2 separate regions of the Mus musculus genome follow, and region 2 is linked to region 1. A link is a loop called in an ENCODE intact Hi-C map of the cell type or tissue named here. Cell type or tissue: heart. All regions are shown on one strand.

Region 1 (5,000 bases):
CTGGTGTCTGCGTGCTGAAAGGACTGGACTGCAGCTGCTGGTTTGTGCCTGGTATCTGCCTGCCTAGAGGGCTGCTCTGCAGCTGCTGAGTTGTATTTGGTGTTTGTTATGGGACTGAACTGCTGTCCAAAAAGATCAAACTCGTTCCCAAAGAACCATTGCTGAACGGGTCCACCTCCTCCATATCCTAATACCTTTTCTCCTCCATACCTCTGCTGGGTGATGGGCTAGAAGAGAGAGGTGGAACCCTCATTAAAAGTGGGTTGCAAGCCGGGCGTGGTGGAGCACGCCTTTAATCCCAGCATGCGGGAGGCAGAGGCAGGCAGATTTCTGAGTTTGAGGCCAGCCTGGTCTACTGAGTGAGTTCCAGGACAGCCAGGGCTACACAGAGAAACCCTGTCTCAAAAAAAAAAAAAAAAAAAAAGTGGGTTGCAAAAAAGTGTATGGCTATAGGGTCACCCCTGAGTGAGAGTCCTGCTGTCACCCAGTTCTTCTCCCTGCTTCCCTCGAGTACATGGTCACTGACTGACACACACATCATAAAGCGCTTCACTTCACGTTGGGAGCACAGCTCCATGGCTGCATGCAAACTGCCATGCTGCAACAACTGTCCTCTCACAGGTCGCTGGGCTTCTTTAGTTGTGTTTGGTGTTGGCTTTTTTTAGACAGGGCCTCACTCCTGGCTGGCCTGGAACTTGCTATGTAGATCAAGTTGGCCTTGAACTTGCAGTGATCTACCTGCCTCTGCTTAGGGGGGGGGGGGGGCTTGAGTCACCACAGCTGGCTTGCGCTTTCACATATGTAGGGTGCGTGTAACAGATAGGTTTGCATTATTTCACAAAGAACAGGACTTTTGGTTTTCTCCCAAGCTCAAGTCAAATATCCTAATATATGCAAATGTGTTTCAGTGTAGGGGCAATGGGTCTGAATCCTGCTTGCTATGTCATACCAAGCAAGTTACTTAGCTGTCTTAGTCTAACCATCTCATTTGTCCAGGGGTGATAAGAAGCACGGGTGTCTCTGTATAGATCAAGTAAAACTGCATGAATTATATCTACTGAAGAGCCTGGTATAAAGTCAGCGCTCAATAAACACCCATAGTAATGCTATTCACAGTAAGCAAAAGAGTGTGAGACCCTTAGCCAGGGCCAGCTGGATTCTGCCCTCCTCTGATGTGTTAGGGGCTGGAGTGGATGGTTATGGAGGAGAAGGAAGGACAGACAGGGCCCTGTCTTCCTCCAGGAAGGCCTTACTCACTCATGGAAGCAAGCTGGCTGCAACTCTCCCACAAAGGGGTCTGCTCCTGTTCCTGAGCAACACGCAGGGTTGACTCGAAACAGACTCCCTTCCCAAGGGGTCCTTGGCCTAAGCCTCAAGGGGATGGAGGGTCCCTTGGGAGCTGTCAGTTTTCTGAGCTTTAGTGGCTTCTGGTGGAATGCAGTAGAGTCAGCAAGCCCTGGGGACTCATATGGCAGAGGATACGCCTGTGCTCTCTACCCAGAGGCTGCTTAACGTAGCTCTACCTAGAACAATCCTCTACTGTCCTGGGGTGACCCAGGGCCCTGAGTCATTCATCTTTGCCCTCTGCCTAGCCCCTGGTGACAGCATCACCTGTGTGAACGCAGTGATTTTTAATGATATTCTTTTTCTCATTTCCTTCGGTGTAGGGAGGTAGAGGAGGAAATGAGGCAGGAGAGGTGGGAGACACTGGTCAGGGAGGACCAGGGTCTACAGGCAGGGGCAGGGAAATAACCTGAGCCGCCATCTTATCTGGACAACCCCCCTCAAGGAGCCTTTCCTCTCTCAATGGGGAACAACGTTGGCATTCGAGGATGTGGACCCCTTTATCAGAAACCCCACTGCAGGGGTCTCCTCCGGTCTTCCATTCCCGGAAACGTGTTCTCCAGATTTACGCCCAGCCCCAAGGCGGACCGAATGTCTTGGAAAAGATCTGATGACAGGGAAGCTCTATAGAGTTGCTCCGGGAGCCGCGCAAAGGCGGAGGCTGAGTGATATCCTGCAGGGACAGTCGTTGTCTAGTGCCTCAGGACCCTGATAGCTTCTTCCAGGTCTCCATTCCCCGGATTCCAGGGGCATGACTCCGCCCTTCTCTATCACCTGGCCTCTCCCTCCCAAATCAGCCAGGACTCTTCCTCTTAGCCAGCCCCTCCCTTCCCCTGGCCTTCCTCTCCCCCACCCCCAGCTCCCCCACGCCTCTTTCCTCCTGCCCCGCCCCTCTTCTTCTCGCCCCCACCGCTTCCCAGCAAGCAAGCTTCCTCTTCTCCCCCACCCCGCCCTTCACCTTCACCCCCTTTCCCATCCCCATTTTTCATCCTCCTCCCACCCCCACCCCCGCCACCTCGCCCCTCCTCTCGGGCGTGGCCCCCTAGCAGGAGAAAACAGCCTGCCTGCGTCCTGCTCGCGGGCGCCCTCGTGTGGCCTTGGGCCCCGAGGCGGCTGCTGCTCTGGCTAGGCTTTGGCGGGGGAGGGAGTTAGTTGGCTTCCTTGCTCCAGCAGGCTTCCTTCCCCCTGCCGGGTTGGGGCCCGCCAGCCGGTGAGAGGCCTAGAAAGCACTCCGAGGCCCGCCAGCACTCCGCTTTCTGGATATTTATTGCCTCCGTGGGTCGCACGTACGCAGTTGGGACTAGAAGAAGTTGAGCACCCGGCGGAGCGACTGCACGCGTGCGCTGTGGGCCCCCCAGTCGGAGAAGCAGCGGTAGTCTCCTCTCTCCAACACGTACATGCGGCCGCGGTAGTTTGGCTCCTCATAGAGGACCCACCTGAAGGGCAGAGGAAGGGCGAGTCACCCGGAGGGAACCACACGAGGACGCTTCCCCGGCCCCGGCCCCGCCCCCGCCCCTCGGTCCTAGCTCCTCACTACCTTGATTGACGATATCTGATTCGGGCTTGGTGCTGGGGTTCGACAAGATGGGGACTGCCCAGTAATTGACCATCCCATGACAAAAGCGAGAGCGACTGGGGATGCACTATGCCCAGTCACCCACCAAAGGGCCATTTTTGCACAGAGTACCCAGCTCTTGACAGGACGCCTGACACAAACTGGGGACCGTTCCCACTGTGTATCCACTCAGCCAACAGCCGTGGCGGTGCCTGTGCTCTAGTACAAGTGGGCTGTGCTGCCTGCGTTGTACAGAGGATCTGGAGCTGGCAGGACAGGAGGTCTGACAAGAGCGCCCTTGTGTTGGGGGATTTGGGGGGAAGGTGTGTACCAGGCCCCTGTCCTTTACAACCCAGTGGACCAGGGAATCAGGAAGATTAACTGGGAAGATCGGATGGGTGGTCTCTTCCTGGGAACAGGCATAAGGAAAAGGTTCTTAATAAGTATAGAGGTGTAAATGTGGGACCCAGGGAGAGTCGTCGTGTGGACGCTCTCACTTGGGGCTCAGGTTTGGAGGCTGGCCTAAGGGAGCTAGGAAGTCGGGGAGGAGGAGCCGCCAGGCCTGCCTGCACCAGAGGGCTGTCTCTGTCTTTACCTCGGGCTCTCCCCTCCCCCTCTTTCACTAGAGTAGAAAACAGCTTTTCTCTGGGGCAGGACTCCCTCGGGCGTGCTCGGGTGCTCACGGCCTCTTGAGGAGATGGCTGAGATCCAGGTTGTAGTATTACTCTGACCTCTCTTCTCGGGGAACCTCCCTCCCGCGATGTGCCTAGGCAGTTCCTACTCAGTCCCAAACTTCTCAAATTCCCTCCCAGGGAGTGTCCTTGCCTTTCTGCTTGCAGACAGCTCAGCCGAGAGAGAGGGGGAGGGGGAGGGGGAGAGGGAGAAACTAAAGGTCACATAGCTCACTTCCTTTTCCTTAGCCCTTAGCTCTTCCACTCCAAGTCATCGTAGGCCCCTCCCTTCATCATCTTGACCCCTCAACTGGTAAATGGTACAATCTGACAGTAGGGTCAGGGATTGGAAACTAAGGGGTGTGTGTGTGGGGGGGTGTCATGCTAGGGACGAGCAGATCACTTCCTTACAACCACAGCCTTCCACCACATAGCTAGAGTCTCCAAGAGAGTGAGCCAGTCTCTATTCTGTACTGCCCTGAGCCATCTTGGAGCTCTTGTGGACATTCTGAAAGGAAAAGGGACCTGGCTGGTGTGACAGCTAATCCTGCGCATCCTTGCTCACCTAGCTGCAACTCTTAGAGGAAAGCAACAGAGAAGGGGTCTCTGGGGAGGCGGCTCAGCAGATAAGAGCACTGGCTGCTTGTCCAGAGCCAGGTTTGCTTCTCAGCACCCACACTGCAGCTCTCAACTGTCTGTAACTCCAGGTCCAGGAAATTTAATGCCTGCTTCTGACCCCACCGGGCATGCATGTGATGCACAGACATGCATGCAAGTAAGACAAATGTATGGAAATAAAAATCATTTTTAAAATTTAGAGGGGGGGGCGCTCAGTCTGTTGGAGTGTTGGGGGATGTCCCTGCTTTTCCTGACATGCCTCCTAGGACACAGGTATGAGGGACCGTTCACTCCTGAGCTGACATGGAACCCACAAGGAACAACACTCTTGGCACAGGGAGGTGGTTGAGGAGCCCTGCTTTACTGCTGGCCGGATCCCAGAAAGGGCACCAGGGACCCAGGGCATCACCGTTTTCGAAGCTACTTCTGCACAAGACTTATATCACATAAGAGTTAAGGTTATCAAAGATAAGAACACTCTGGATCCATCATCTTGGCCTCAACCTCCTGGCCACTGAGACTGGCTCCTCCCTGGAAAGTGGAGATTATATTCTCTTCCATCCAGTGTCCACTCCTGCCTTCCCTCCCTCAGGCTCCCAGGGTTGCTAGGAGGATTCTGTCTTGGGTCTCCTGACATCTCCCATACAAAAGTATGCCTCTGATCTCATGAGACACAACTTAGCCTGGGAATTTCTCAAGGCAAATTGTTTTGGACTCCTACCCCTGGACTCTCGGGTATCATCTGCTTGGGGGAGGGGGTCAGGTAAGATGGTAGCTAGGGCTCTGCTTTGAGCACATTTTGTCTCCCTTCA
Region 2 (5,000 bases), 150 kb before region 1:
ACGGAGCGGCCCTCCTGTGCACTCCGCGTGGTCCAAGCGGCGCACAGAAGCGGCGAGACGAGCCGATCTGCCCGGAGGCTGCGCGATGGGCAGCTGCGCTGCGCCCAGGCCGCCCGGGGCCCATCGGTGGCGGCTCGGGGAGGGAACACCACGGGAGGTGACAAGGGGCTCGCCAGCCACTCTGCCCTCGCCACAAATAGTTTCTCGGTTAGGGAATTCGCCGACATGGCCAGGCAGGGAACAGACAGTTCCAACTTTTTTCCCCCAAGTGGCTCCTGCAGCATTTCTGAGGCCCTTTCCCCTGGGACCAGGCAGGCCAAGTAGGGAAACATTTGCTGGAAGGAATCTGGGGGGGAACCCGAGCCCGAAGCAGGCCTTGCTCCTGTCCCAGGGCCAGCGCGGTGGGTGTGCCGGGCTAGGCGGGCTCCCGGGCGCCCGCAGATGTGTGTGCCCTTGTCTCGCACACCGTGTGTCTGCACCCTTTTGTGGCACGGCGCAGAGGCTGTGGGTGTGGATGTTTATGTGCGTGCACTGACAAACGCCCAGTCTGTGTGCTTCCCTTCACAAGAGCCGCCGAGCCTGCGCGCGTGCGTGCGGGGCAGGACACGGCCTGTGTCTTTCAGCTCTGTTGGAGTCTATTTCTGGGCTTGTGAGTCTTTGTTTGTCTCTGTGCGAGAAAGTGAGGGCAATAGGGGAAATATTTCCGAAAAGGGGACATGGACTGGACTCATGAGAACAGGAGGAGTACATTGTGAGGAATGGCGCGGATCCAGGGTGGGTACTTGGGTGGGTAGGAGGAAAGGGTGAGGCAAGCAGGGCTTGATGGCTTTGGCGCGGAGACCCAGAGAGCTCGGGATTGGTGAAGTCCGCCCCAGAACCGAAGAGAAAGCAGGAGTGTGGGGTAGGAAGACGAGGAAACCCTAAATGGGACAGTGTGGATAGAACTGGCCATCCCTGGAGGGGAGGAAGAACAGAAAGGAGGGGACAAATCCTGAGATCCCTAGGTTGAGCCCAAGCTCCGCCCATTCCACAAGCCACGCCTGTCCCCACCTTCTGAAGGAGGAGTCCGCGGGTTTCAGGACAATCAAGGGTCAGGTTTATGGGCTAGCTGGGGCTGCCGCTGAGAGAGGGACAATGCCTGAGGGAACTTGTGGGAACACATACAATTTGAGCCCTCAAGACCCATTGCACCGAGGGACCCTAACCTTTGGCCCTTCAGAATGTCTTCATGGGTCAGGATAAGGAGCAGAGGAATGCTCTCCCAGTCTATTTGGCCTGTATCTTTGTTTCCTGCAGGTCCTGTTAGTATGCCTAGCTGTCATTGTCCTTTCAGGTGGCCACTGTCACCGTGAAAGACTAGAGAAAACATCTTCTTAGATGCTATGGGGGACAGTATTCCAGGATGGGCAGACTCCAGCAGCAGCAGACAGTAACGGTGGTGGCTGGAAAGATAACCTGCTTAGGGCCAGCAGCTCACCTCCAACACTCCCCCCACCCCACTCATCCCCTGGTCTAAGGCTCTTCAGGCATTTTGCAATGCCTCCACTTGCACTCTCTGCCTGTCCCATCCTTTAAGACCCAGGTCGGACCCTGGTTCCCTGCTTCGCTTACGGGAACCTATTTTGGTCTTATCCAAATGTCCCATATCATTCATTCATCTTGCCCATAAACTGGGCTGGCGGAATGCCTCATGTGCCCTTCACTTCAGGTGTTTTGTGTTTGGTCTCCCAAGGAGGTTGTGACTCCTAAAGGCAGAAATGGCATTGGGCCCACGCTTTCTGCAGCCTGGCTGGGTACAGGGGCTCTGTCTACAACATCAAAACTGAGAACATCTGCAAAGCTTAACAGGCCAATGAACATAGGCCGTTTACCTGAAGATGTGAGTCACTGCAGCTACCCCGACCTCTGCTCCTAGCAGGGACTGGAAATCCCAGTCCTTGGAGGTTCTGGGAGTGGGGTGGACAACTCTAGGCTTTAGGAAAAGCTAGGTGTCCTCAACTTTTAGAGCCACCTCTGAGGAGAAGACAGGAGGCGGCTGTCACCTTAGCTTTGTGGGTGGAACGTCTGAAGGACGGGCACCAGGCCTGGGAGGCCTTGGTGGTGAAGAAAGCTGTGGGAGATGCCAGGACTAGGGGAACGGGGCACACCAGTCAGACCCACAGACAGGTCCTTTTGGAGCTGGCCCTCTGGGGGTATCATTATGCTTCACAAAAACCACACAACTTGGAGCACACATACTGCCACAGGGACAAGGAGCCACATGGATTTGCACATAGAGGCACACTCTGGCCTCCCCACATCCCATACAATGAGAGGCCGTTCACAAGTGAGCAGACACATTAACATGCTCTTCTAGCAGGTCTAGTGGGGGACTTGTGGCCAGGGAGACCTTCTCACAAAGGACAGTAACCCCACCACCTCGGTGCCACCAGGGTGCTGGGCAGTAACACGTCGCCCACAGTGCCCGCGAAGAGCCCGGCCTTCTTCCAACCAGACTGGGCGCAGGCCACACCCGGGTAGGCCGAGAGCGTGTCTGGGGCAAGGGGAGGGCGGCCGCGCTGCGTCCCGGAGCTGGAGTCCCCCCTGTCGTCCCCCCATCTCTCCTTCCCTCGCAGAAGCACCACCAGCACCAAATGGCAAAGCGCCGCTCCCCGCGCAGGGAGCGCTGCGCCGCGGCCTGCGGGACGGACGGGCCGCCTCGCCCCCCACCGTGCGGAGCTAGCGGCCGCAGCCGGTGCACTGGGGGCTCCGGCCGCCGGCCCGCACCGCCCTCCCTCCGCCCGCACGGCTCCCCAGACCGAGCATGCGCGCTGCGGCCTCCCTCCCGGTGAAGGTCAGCCCAGGGCCCAGCTGCAGGACTCCACGGCGGCCAGGGGAGGCGGAGAAGGGAGGAGGGATGCAGGGAAGAGATTTAACTCCTTCTCTGCGGGAAGATGGCCACCCAGACCCAGCCGGAGCCCAAGAGTCTTGTGCTCCCGCCCTCTGTGGAGGTCCCGATTGGGGACAAGGCAGGGGGGAATTGAGGGGGTGGGAAAGGGAGAATGAAGGGCTAGAAGGAAAGAAGGGAAGCTAGCTGGGGAGAGGAAGGGAGGGAGTGGAAGAGGAACAAAGGAGCGAAGAGGGAGAAAGGACATCTTGCCATAGAGACAGACCCCTTTCTCTTGTCAGCTTTCCCTCGCCCCAGCAGTAAAACTTCCCTCAGAGAAAAACAATTACCCTAATTTTATCAGGGGGTGGGGAGTGTGAAGAGAGACCCTTTGGAACTCTAACTGCCAGGTCTCCTGATATTTGTGACCTGGCCTGTCCCTAACCTTTCTCCTTTGGTCACTAAATCCTAGGACATGACAGGGGACCTAGTCTGATGAATAAGCTCCAAGTCCCTTGGGAACTCTGGCTAGAACTTAGGACCAGTCACAGTTTCTAGAAGTAGGAGGAGAGACCTCTGAGACCCCAACATCCTCCACTTCCTTCATCACCTGAGAGACTCAGCTCTAGTCCTGGGGGAATCACTCACAGTGGTCCCTGTGCCTGCGCACCTCCCTATTCGTTTTCAGAATGCATCTGTGCCCAGCACACCGCCTGCTACTGTAAAGGGGGCTGTCTCTCTGTGTGACTTTGCCTTTCTGTGTTAGTTTTGCATGCATGTACACACACACACACACACACTCACACACACACACACACACACACACGGCAAATATGAGCAAACAAACAAAAAACAAAGAAAAAATCGGCCACGGAAACAGTTGTATGACCTTGGAAGAGCTGCTTCTATCTGCCTGTTCCTGCTTCCTCAGGGGTAAAAGAGAGCCTTGGCCCAGGGATCCCAGGACCTTCCCTGCTCAGAGAACCAAGGATTCCACAGACAGAAAAGAACTGAGGCAAACGAGGGAAGGGTTGGCAGGGAGGGGGCAGAGAGACATGGAGACATATCCCCACAGCCAGTGGGTGCTGTTCCCACAGAGGCCTGAACCGCTTGCCAGCCACTCCTCTGTGAAGTCTGCAGGGACACCTGCCTCCCCTCTTTTCCTTAGAGTCACTCTCTGCCCCCTCCCTGCCACACCTCATTTGTACCCTCAACACCACATACCATGCCATGGGGCCCCTGCCATAAGGGAAAGACCTTACCGTGGGGTCCCCAGGGTCCTGCGCCGTGGGCAGGAACATGATAAAGGTTAGCTGATGCACAATCCTCCTTCGCTCTGCCTGCGTGGGTTTGTTCAGTCTAATGGGACGCTCCTTGACACCCCTCCCACCCCCACACACCGCACACACAATGAACTGCAAACATCGGGGAGCTGAGGCTGCTGGTCGCAGGAGGAGCGCAGAGCTGGCCTCTGGGGCTCTGAGCATCCCGCTGGCCTAGAGGGAAGGCAGGGTTTGGATTCACAGCCAGTTTTCTTTCATCCCCCTCAAGGCCTCCATTAATTAGGTGGTCTCTTGGAGCGGGTCACTCCAAATAGCTTAAGGCACTGTAAAAATAAATAAATAAAAAGGGGGAGCCACTGAGACTAGGTGCACATTTCTCTGAGGAAATGGGCGATGTGTGGGGCCATGTTTCTGGGGGGTCTTGAAGGGTGCTAGCTTACTGCAGCCCAGCGGTGGCTCTGCCTGTAGGCAGACTGCACTAATGGTTGAAATCAGGCAGTTCCCTGGGAGAAAAGGATGTGCCATACACAGTCAACCCACCTCCTTCTCCTTGATGGGCACCTTACAGGTCTGGCTAGAGTCTGGGGCTTAGAAATATGAGAAGATTAGAGGGACGATGGCCTGGGCCTGGGTACACAAAGCTGCATGCTTTCTCTCTCCTCTCTCTTCTAGAGCTCAGAGCCCTTTGGTGCGGCAGCCCATCAGTCTCACAGTAGCCTCTGAGGCCTCCCTCTGCCAGCCTCATGGGTCTGATGCTCTAAGGCGAGTCTACCACACCATATCCCAGACTTTCTGCTTGCTATGTCTGCAGATGTTGGTGGAGTCTTCAGTGTTTGTTGCTAGGAAGCCCC

The links. A loop is a pair of places that touch in the nucleus more often than their neighbours do. Peaks named below come from ENCODE experiments on the same cell type or tissue, not always from the same donor. Only the 100,000 strongest peaks of a DNase experiment are listed, where the experiment ranks them.
Region 2: it touches region 1 in a loop (2.4-fold over the local background); 1 of 42 quality-filtered maps calls a loop at or near these places.

What each region holds. Positions count from the first base shown.
Region 1 is chr5:24,748,410-24,753,409 of GRCm38, forward strand. Crygn (crystallin, gamma N) reads right to left here. Exons shown (of 4, transcript NM_153076.3): 4 at 2,593-2,780. The coding sequence ends at 2,645. Among named protein-coding and RNA genes, the nearest start is that of Gm33591, 6.1 kb to the right of the region's middle. In heart, a CTCF peak has its summit at 2,468 (motif pointing left); DNase peaks (open chromatin) are centred at 1,502, 2,452, 3,062 and 3,572; H3K4me3 peaks cover 3,025 bases; H3K27ac peaks cover 3,825 bases.
Region 2 is chr5:24,602,144-24,607,143 of GRCm38, forward strand. It overlaps a transcript of Smarcd3 not described here. Among named protein-coding and RNA genes, the nearest start is that of Smarcd3, 2.6 kb to the left of the region's middle. In heart, a CTCF peak has its summit at 2,869; DNase peaks (open chromatin) are centred at 218, 1,038, 1,758, 2,838 and 3 weaker places; H3K4me3 peaks cover 4,255 bases; H3K27ac peaks cover 4,850 bases; H3K27me3 peaks cover 417 bases.